2 separate regions of the Homo sapiens genome follow, and region 1 is linked to region 2. The links are chromatin loops, found by intact Hi-C in ENCODE. Cell type or tissue: transverse colon. All regions are shown on one strand.

The links. A loop is a pair of places that touch in the nucleus more often than their neighbours do. Peaks named below come from ENCODE experiments on the same cell type or tissue, not always from the same donor. Only the 100,000 strongest peaks of a DNase experiment are listed, where the experiment ranks them.
Region 1: a loop joins it to region 2, with 24 times the contacts of the local background. A loop is called at or near these places in 1 of 110 quality-filtered maps.

The regions. Positions count from the first base shown.
Region 1 is chr17:46,080,277-46,085,276 of GRCh38, forward strand. KANSL1 (KAT8 regulatory NSL complex subunit 1) reads right to left here. Exons shown (of 15, transcript NM_015443.4): 4 at 2,165-2,266. Among named protein-coding and RNA genes, the nearest start is that of STH, 84 kb to the left of the region's middle. In transverse colon, no CTCF peak of the experiment used is centred here; no DNase peak of the experiment used is centred here.
Region 2 is chr17:45,036,285-45,041,284 of GRCh38, forward strand. The region is part of intron 1 of DCAKD (dephospho-CoA kinase domain containing); the gene reads right to left. Among named protein-coding and RNA genes, the nearest start is that of DCAKD, 13 kb to the right of the region's middle. RefSeq lists enhancers at 1-261, 3,771-4,405, 4,406-5,000. In transverse colon, no CTCF peak of the experiment used is centred here; DNase peaks (open chromatin) are centred at 634 and 2,757; H3K27ac peaks cover 1,687 bases.

The sequences.
Region 1 (5,000 bases), 1.0 Mb after region 2:
CACTCCAGCCTGGGTGACAGAGCAAGAGCCTGTCTTAAAAAAAAAAAAAAAAAAAAAAAAGGAATAAATACACCTACCTCCATTTGGGGAAAAAATTAACAAAATGGAAAACAGGCTGGTTACATGTGGGTATGAAAACCTACAGTTGCCCTCTGTCCCGGGCAACCTAATTTTTTTTTTTAAGCAAAACTGAGAAAAGTCACTTTCCTAAAATTTAAAACAAAACAAAACAAAAAAACCTGGGGAACAAACAAGCAAAGTTAAATACTGCCTTCTTATACAGAAAAACTTTGCCTGGCAATTGACATACGCACAGCTTTGCAAATATTTGGCATTTTAAAAATTTAAGTCAATAGCTTTTAAGAAACATATGCTCTGCGCCCATTCTACTAATAATAAACAATGGAAATGTATTGTCCCTGCTCCCCCCACCCCACCCCCCAACCCCTGTCTTCTCTTAATACTTTCTGAACGCTTTTCAGAAAGCATGGATATATTCATAAAGGGTAGATAATTCACGAAAACAGGGAAGGGGTAATCTCTCCTTGACAAAATAGTGACAGTGTATACTTAGTTGTTTTCATTATTTATTTTACTCAATCCAAAAAGCATTCTATTGCACAATGTTGAAACTAGTATGGCCAACACAAAGGGAAAGATGGTCTTGACCTTCAAGAATCTTACAATTTAATACACACACAGGAATCTTACAATTTAACACACAAGTAAATGAATGAAGGGTAGGGAAAGGACCAAGCTCCTAAAGAGTGTGTGTGTACAAGTGAATCTGTATAAACTGTCTCACAATCACTGTGGATTTTTTAAGACAATGAGGATTAGTAACACAATGGAGGACTGTTATGCCCTGTCCTTCAGAAGTGCTGAGGTAAGAGAAAACATGACTACAGGGAGATTACTCAAAAAAGTTTGGAATCCCTAAATTCTATATACAAATATATAAGTATCTACATAGAACTTACTCCCCTATCACATATGCCTCATGTTTCATGTTTCCTGTACCCATACCACCAATGTATCTATGTTTCCTTTCTCACTTAACAATTTTTACCCTGATTAGACCATTCACTAAAAGTTTCATTAATAACTTAAAAAAGATCTGTAAACAGCATGCAATGAACTTATATTATAGACTTAAATAGTGGCAAAACTTGGCATTCTGCTCTTTAATTTATTCAAAACTACTTTCCAGTTAAGAACTATCAATCTTCTAGTGTCTTCACATTTATCTCTAGCAACAGTGGCTGGCTTTCAAAATTAGGTGAGAGATCTTTCCAAGATCTAAACATCTCCAATATCTGCCTCAGAGAAAATTTAGTTTCCACCACATCATGCGTTCCTGCTAACAATGATTAAAATAAATAAAAGAACTATAAGGTTGGTTTATTTGCGGATACAAGAACAGCTTGCTTAACTCACCATTTAAAAAGCCATCACTTCACACTAGCTTTATTATCTGAAGCATAATCAAAATAATAAACTACGGTTGTGGGACTTTGGAATTTCTAATTAAGTTATGGAGACTTAAATCAAGAAATATGAATATTCATAAAACCCAGTAACCTTTTAGGCAAAGTAAAAAAGTGAAAAGAACAAGTGCTCTTGGAATTCAGAAAGAAAATTAACTATGGTATTGAGAGAAACCAGGAAAGAGAAGGAATCACAGTAGAGCTAGGATACAGAAGGAAACAGAAAATGACAGTTTAATGCTCATTATAGAATAACAGTGAATCACCCACAGAGACCATTTTCAGTGTTCTTGTGAATTTAACCTCTAGTCTAACCTTTTAATGAAAAGGCTATAATATATTAGAGTGGCCCAGAAAGGTGACCTTATGTCTCAGGTGTCAGAGCCACACCCAGGTCTCCTGATTCCCAATGATACTCCCTAAAGCCTTACTTGCTCTGGCTGTAGTGTTTTGAGAATTGGAGCTGCTTTTAATCCTATGGTCAGCTACACAGCTGCAGGATGGGCCCTAGATTCCCTATTCAGGAATTCAGATCTTAAAACACCAAAAGTGATAAAAGTAGATACAGTTCCCCTTCTTCAGCCAATGCAAGGATCCTAGTTACAGAGAAAAAACGGTGTGCCAAGACAACACCCTTAATTCTCACGCATTTCCCCCTTTCTATCTTTTATACTTACCAATTTATCAGTCCCATGATCTGTCTTCACCTCAGAACTAAGTGGAAGAAATAAGTCTGTTGTATGCTCTGGGGGAGGTACCTCCCCAAGAACTATCAACCCCTGCAGGATAGAGAGGAGAAAAATAGCATAAGTGAGCAGTATAAACTTCAAATTTAATTTAGGAGTTAAGTCTCAAAAGGACTGTTGGTGTACTAGAGGCCCCCTCTTCCTCACCCTATGGTTCAGAAACAAACTACAGCAGCAGCAGCTTTGTTTTCCCAAAGAGCTATTTCAACAAGCAGCAGACCCAGGCTCCCCTCTCTGCCACTTGACTGCTCTGACCTACATGGCTCATCAGCCATTTAGCATCTTTATTCATATCTTTCAGATATGAAATCTTTACCAGATTATGGCATTTATACCATATTACTAGACTCCACTAGATTAACAGCAGCAATGCAGTTTTTGTAGCCAACAAATGCAGTTTATGACTTACTAAGCTGAAAATGCTACTATTCTTAATCATGTACTCCACCAACTATACCTGCACAAACAAAACTGAATGAAACAAATGTGGAACAGTCCCCTACAATTTATGAGAAACCAAGAGCTTCTTAAAAGCTGGCCCAAAGGAACCTGCTTTTTTCATAAGCATAAATATTACTTCAGATTAAGTTCCTGCTTGACAATTTCAAATTCAGACCTTTGGAAATTCATTCCAGGAAACAATTTACATAAAAAGAAATTAAAAATGAACCCACAAGTCCTCCCCATTGTACATATAATGAGCCAGGATGGGTAAAGGCAGAAGGTATCTTATTATTAAAAAAACAAAATACTACATATGAATCCCACCATGTATACCAGAAGAGGTGACAAAAATAAGGCTATGACACTATATAACCGAAAGACTGGGATGCAAGTGATCAGGGTTCCCAATCTCTTTCTCTGGTCTAAAAAATAGAGATCTAACTAGATTAAGAAGCTCTTAATGGAAATTTATTATCAGAATCACCTGGGGAACCTTATCAAACTATACTGGCTTAGGTCCAACATCTACTCAGTACCTCTGGGGGTGGGGCCAGGTAGTCTACCTTTTTATGGGGGAAGGGAGGCAGGACATGGTGGGTACATGGAGGTGGGTGTCTCTCTCCTCCCCCACCCCGCCAACCCCACTATGTTACCGAGGCTGATCTCAAACTCCTGGGCTCCAGCAATCCTCCCACCTCAGCCTCTGGAGTAGCTGGGATGACAGGTGCCTACCACCATGCCCAGAGGTGGATATTCTACTATTCTTTAAAAGCTCCCCTGGTAAGTCCTAAACTTGTAAAGTTGAAAAACACTAGACTTGATTAGTTTGGGCTCAAAGAACATCCTAAAGTATAGATTTGGGGGACTAGGGATTGTGACTATTAGTCTTAGCTCTCTAGGCCATACGACAGACTCTTATGAGCCACTAAACCAGATGATCCATCCCTGGGGTCCTTGTAACTAAAAAACCAATATGAAATACAAGCTGCAGAAAAGGGGAAAACATTAAGAAAGAAAAATGGAATTTTATTTCAGTTTTTAAAAAAGAAGTATGTATCTCTTTTTCTCTTGAAGCAAAAGAAGCACTGCCTCCCTATTCTGGAATATGACTACACTTAGCCCGTATCAAAAATGAATTGGAGGGTCCCGGAATGGCGGCTCACACCTGTAATCCCAGCACTTTGGGAAGCTGAGGCGGGTGGATCACCTGAGGTCGTCAGGAGTTCAAGATCAGCCTGGCCAACATGGTGAAACCCCATCTTTACTAAAAATACAAAAATTGCCCAGGCGTCGTGGCACATGCCCATAGTCCCAGCTACTCGGAAGGCTGAAGAAGGAGAATCGCTTGAACTCAGGAGGCAGAGGTTGCAATGAGCCAAGATCACACCATTGCACACCAGCCTGGGCGACAGACCAAGGCTCTATCTCCAACAACAACAACAACAACAACAAAAATGAATTGGAGGCTGGGTGTGGTAGATCACACCTGTAATCCTAGCACTTGGGGAGGTTGAGGTTAGGAGTGCGAGACCAGCCTGGCCGACACAGTGAAACAACGTCTCCAGTAAAAATACAAAAAATAGCTGGGCGTGGTGGTGAGCCCCTGTAATCCCAGCTACTTGGGAGGCTGAGGCAGGAGAATCGCTTGAACCTGGGAGGTGTAGGTTGCAGTGAGCCAAGACTGTGCCATTGCACTCCAGTCTGGGCAACGAGAGCGAAACTCCACCTCAAAATTTTAAAAATTAAAAAAAAAAAAAAAAAAAAAAAAAAAGAATTGGAGTCTCCTCAGAAACAAGAGAAAGGCCATTAACTAGTAAGCAAGAAACATTAACCCTAGCCTTTAAAATGAGGTTTCTCTGGTTAAAGAACTTCTGCTTCAAAATATTTTCTTCCCTAAATCAAAAGCATAAGATATACCTTACAAACTTTATCACATCCAAATAAAAACTATTTGCAAAAGACAGTTATCTTGTACACCACTGCCTTCTCAAAACGTTGTATTCAACAGATATTCCCTACTTAAGGGCCCAAACTGTCTTCCTGCTTCCTGTACAAAGCATGCCAAAAATCATTTTATTATTCAAATTTTCCCATAACCGGTTCCTAAGAACTTTTTTAAAGATCAATTTCCAACTACTTTCCCCAAATATTTGTTAGTGTTATACCAATCTCATCATCTCCTAGACAAATGTTTCAATGAATGTGAAGCTGTTGCTGCTGCTGGAGGTAAGGGTTATTAGTCAGTAGAAGGTTAAAAAAAACTGAATTAAAGGTTAACACATGAGCTGTTCATCTTTATTTATACTCATTTTTATATTTTATC
Region 2 (5,000 bases):
GGCAGGCAGATCATGAGGTGAGGAGATCGAGACCATCCTGGCTAACATGGTAAAACCCCGTCTCTACTAAAAATACAAAAAATTAGCCAGGCCTGGTGGCGGGCGCCTGCAGTCCCAGCTACTCGGGAGGCTGAGGCAGGAGAATCGCTTGAACCCAGGAGGCGGAGGTTGCAGTGAGCGGAGATTGCGCCCCTGCACCCCAGCCTGGGTGACAGAGCGAGACTCCGTCTCAGAGAAAAAAAAAAAGAAAAAGAAAATGCATCTGCAGTCCATGGTATGTTGCTTGATAAATGGTAAATATCCCAAAAATGGAAGTGAGGATAGTGATACAGGGTGAAAAGTAGGAGTTACAGTTCCACTGCAAGGCATAGAAAGGAAAAAAAAAAAGACTTTCATGAAATCATGTCCCTATTCCTCCAACCTCAGACTATCACACCATAAACTTTTAAGGAGTCATGGTGCATTTTCTGGAGTAAATGAGGTTACCATGTCTTGGACTTTGTTCCCAGGCTGGAAGCAATTAAATCAAAGGCCAGGTCTCTCCCACCCTTCCTTCAGCCTCAAATCACTTCTCCAGGACTGTAAAATCTGCCATAGGACTTTTTTTGTTGCCGTTAAGCAGCAGATTTACTGTCCTAATTACACTTTGCTTGAGCTTACACTGAAATGAGTTTGCCTCCCGTGAGGACACACCAAATGACAGGGGAGGCAGCTGCTTGGATGTGGCTGAGTTGGTGCCTGGCTTGGGGCAGCAGGGGACCAACCTAGAAATTGAAATCTGCCACTGCTCATTCTCACCCCGGAAAGCCAGAGGTGGAGAGAGGAAACTATCCACCACGGAGTCATCATCCAAATGGAGAGACCTAGCTACATTAATCAACTATTTAACAATCATTTCTAGGCCACGCACGGTGTTCACGCCTGTAATCCCAGTGCTTTGGGAGGTTGAGGCAGGAGGATTGCTTGAGACCAGGAGTTCGAGGCCAGCCTGGGCAATACAGCAAGGCTCTCTCTCTATTAAAAAAAATAATAATTTCTCCTCCATCTCTCTGAGGCTGGTGATCTCCCTCTAGGTCACAAAAAGGACAGGGTTCAGTTGTAAAAACAAACAAACAAAACAAACAAACAAAATGTCAGCCACTCAGCTGAAGCTTTGAAATAGAAAATCTAGAAAGAATTTTTTTTTTTTTAGATGGAATTTCACTCTTGTCGTTGCCCAGGCTGGAGTGCAATGGCGCATCTCAGCTCACTGCAACCTCCGCCTCTCAGGTTCAAGCGATTCTCCTGCCTCAGACTCCCAAGTAGTTGGGATTACATGCAGCCGTCACCATGCCCAGCTAATTTTTGTATTTTTAGTAGACATGGGGTTTTGCCAGGTTGGCCATGGCTGGTCTCGAACTCCTGACCTCAGGTGATCCACCCACCTCAGCCTCCCAAAGTACTGGGATTACAGGCGTAAACCACCACGCCAAGCTTCAAGAGCTTTTTTTTTTTTTTTTTGAGACAGAGTCTCACTCTGTTGCCCAGGCTGGAGTGCAGTGGTGTGATCTCGGCTCACTGCAAGCTCTGCCTCCCGGGTTCACGCCATTCTCCTGCCTCAAACTCCCGAATAGCTGGGATTACAGGTGCCCACCACCATGCCTGGCTAATTTTTTTGTATTTTTAGTAGAGATGGGGTTTCACCATGTTGGTCAGGCTGGTCTCAAACTCCTGACTTCAGGTGATCCACCCACCTCGGCCTCCCAAAGTGCTGGGATTACAGGCGTGAGCCACCATGCCTGGCCTTTTTTTCTTTTCTTTTCTTTTCTTGAGACAAGAGTCTCTCTCTGTCCCCCAGGGTGGCGTGCAGCGGTGCAATCTGGGCCCACTGCAATCTCTGCCTCCTGGGTTCAAGAGATTGTCCTGCCTCAGCCTCCCGAGTAGCTAGGATTACAGGTATGCACCACCATGCCTGGCTGATTTTTTTGTATTTTTAGTAGAGACGAGGTTTCACCATGTTGGCCAGGCTGGCTCAAACTCCTGACCTCAGGTGATCTGCCCACCCAGGCAGTTCTGATGTGTAACAGCGCTCAGGATAAATTCTAACTCTTCTTTTACAGCAGTGGAGACTGAGGACCAGAGAAGGGAGGGGACTTCCCACCAGCAGCTATTATCAAAGGCTGGATGCAGTTCAGGGCTCCTAACCCCTAGTCTAGACCCCTGCCTTTAATGTACTCAAGGAATGAAAAATTAATTTACCTTTAGACTAATGAGACAAAGTAAGGAAGATGAATCTGTTTGTAGGCAAATCGATTCAGAGCCAAAGAGAAATAATTTCTTGATTATCATACTGTTTTCTTCCTGCAGAATGGGGGCTGAGGGGGTGTGTGGACAATGGCCAGAGCACAGATGGAAATTCCAGCCTCCCGGGTTACCTAATGAGTATCCTCCCTTCTCAGTGCCTTGACCGAGTGTCTGTGGAAACAGACCAACAGCTGCTTGGCCTCCATCAGGAAGGCCAAGCGGACAAAGGAGCACACGCCCAGGGAGGCTCCGGGTCCCCAACTTAAAAGGGCCTTGACAAATAACAGCTGTTCCTGTCCAACAAGCCCCTCTGTAGCTCATTCCTTCACTGACCATCCACTGAGCATCTCTGTGCTCTGCAGGAACGGTGCCAGGGACCTCTTGGGTAACCAGAGGAAAACACAAGTCTTGCCCCTTGGGAAAACTGGAGAGCTAGATAGTACCAGATGAAAACATCTGAGAACAGAGCGCTGACAGGTAAGCAGGAATGGTCAGGTGGTGCTGGCCCTGGGCCTGCTGTATGAGTGCCTTCCCACTCACTTGGCTGCGCACAGATCTACTGGGATCTGCCAGGGAGGAAGTTGCAGCCCACGGTGCTCCCAAAGCTCAGCAAGGAGGAAATAGAGGCTTAGGTACCCAGCGGCCTCCAAGTCACACCTAGACCTGCCAGCAGCTCCCTGTCAGGCCCACATGAACAAACGACCACCTTTGATCACCTGTGTTCATGACCCTCTTTCTGCTCTGGTCAAGTCATCATTCTCCAGAATCCGATCTGGCTTCCCACATTCCACTGCCGCTTACACAGAGGCAGTACATTCCTCACAGCAAGTGCTAAACCTGGCTATAATCTGAATTTACTGCGAAACTTACAAAAGGTACAGACACCCAGGCTCCATCTACCCCAGCCCACTGAATCTGAATCAGCTAGGCCCAGAACCATGGCTAAAATGAAAGGCTGTGGACTGGAAGTGGAAAGTCCTGGGTCCTGGTCTCTGAATTCTGTGATAAAACTACCCATGTGACTGCAGGAAGTCTTCTCTCCAGCCTGGCCCAGGGTGGTAAGGACTCCATACAAGAAACAGCTGAGCCCCGGGTGCCTTCCCTCCTCTGAGCCTCAGTCCCCACACTTGTGAGTGAGAGGGGCTGGAGTTTCAGTGCCAAGAACGGTGCAGCTCCCCAGGGAGGCTGAGAGTCACACTGGTGATTTCTTCCTCCCCTTCAGTGGTTCAGAGCTCTCCTGGGAGTGGTGAATAAATGCTCCCCTGGGGCCAGGCGCAGTGGCTGTAAGGCCAAGGTGGGCGGATCACTTGAGGCCAGGAGTTCGAGACCAGCCTGGCCAACATGGCGAAACCCCATCTCTACTAAAAATACAAAAATTAGCTGGGCGTGGTGGTGCATGCCTGTAATCCCACCTATTCGGAAGGCTGAGGCAGGAGAATTGCTTGAATCTGGGAAGCGGAGGTTGCAGTGAGCAGAGATCATGCCACTCTGGACTCCAGCTTGGGCAACAAAGTGAGACTCCATCTCAAAAAAAAAAAGGCCGGGTGTGGTGGCTCATGCCTGTAATCCCAGCACTTTGGGAGGCCAAGGCGGGAGGATCACCTGAGGTCAGGAGTTCGAGACCAGCCTGACCAACATGGAGAAACGCCATTTCTACTAAAAATACAAAATTAGCCAGGCATGGTGGCGCATGCCTGTAATCCCAGCTACTCGGGAGACTGAGGCAGGAGAATTGCTTGAACCCGGGAGGCGGAGGTTGCGGTGAGCCTAGATTGTGCCATTGCACTCCAGCCTGGGCAACAAGAGCAAGACTCCATCTCAAAAAAAAAAAAAAAAAAAAGCTCCCCTGGCAAACCAAGGGATGACATTACTGTTGGTGGCCTGGGAATCTTCCTCCTCAACACCAAAAGCTGTTCACAGAACTGGCTTGGCTGGAGGCGGAAGGACAACACCAAGTCCACAGTAACAGAGAAGGAGCCAATGCACTGTGCAGGAGAAATGGAAGCTGGATTCTGGGACCAATCCCAGGTATGGGATTCATCAGCCAAGGAGGAGCCAGAAAGAAAAGCAAGCCTCTGATCCCAGGGAAGCCACACCCCATCCTTTCTTTCCCTCATTCTCCATGTCAGTGAAAGGCAGCAGGGTGCAAAGAAAAGGGCAAGGAGTTTGGGTTAGAGCTGGTGCCTGCGCTCCAACTCTGCAGTGAAGCTCTAAGGCCTGTGAAATGACGATCAGATTCTATTGTGCTCCACAAGTGGTGGGCTCTTTTGCATCGGGTGTCTCCAAATTGCCTCTCAGTTTTTACTTCTTGGGCCCAGTAGCCCCAAGAAGAATAAATACATTCAGAGAATGGTCTGTCTTAGAATCTCCTCTGGCAGTGTTTCTCTTAGGGAAAAATTAATGGGCTAAATAAAGCCCTACTGCTCTGGGAGGTCTGGCCAAGTTCTAATCCCACTAGGCCCACTCTGTTAGCCTAAGCCACCAGCACCTGTGCCCTGACCACTCCAGTAGCCTCATGACCTGACCCCCTCGTCCCGGCCTGGCTTCTCCCCAAGGTAGCCAGGGTCATGGCTTAAAGGAGTCATCTGATCATGTCACTCCCATCTAAAACCTTCACTGCCTTCTCCCGCCTCCTCCTGGCCCTTCACAGAGGTCTCCAGGCCCTGTGTGACTCCCTCAGTCACTCCCTGTCCACGATGCCTGGTGCCTGTCACACT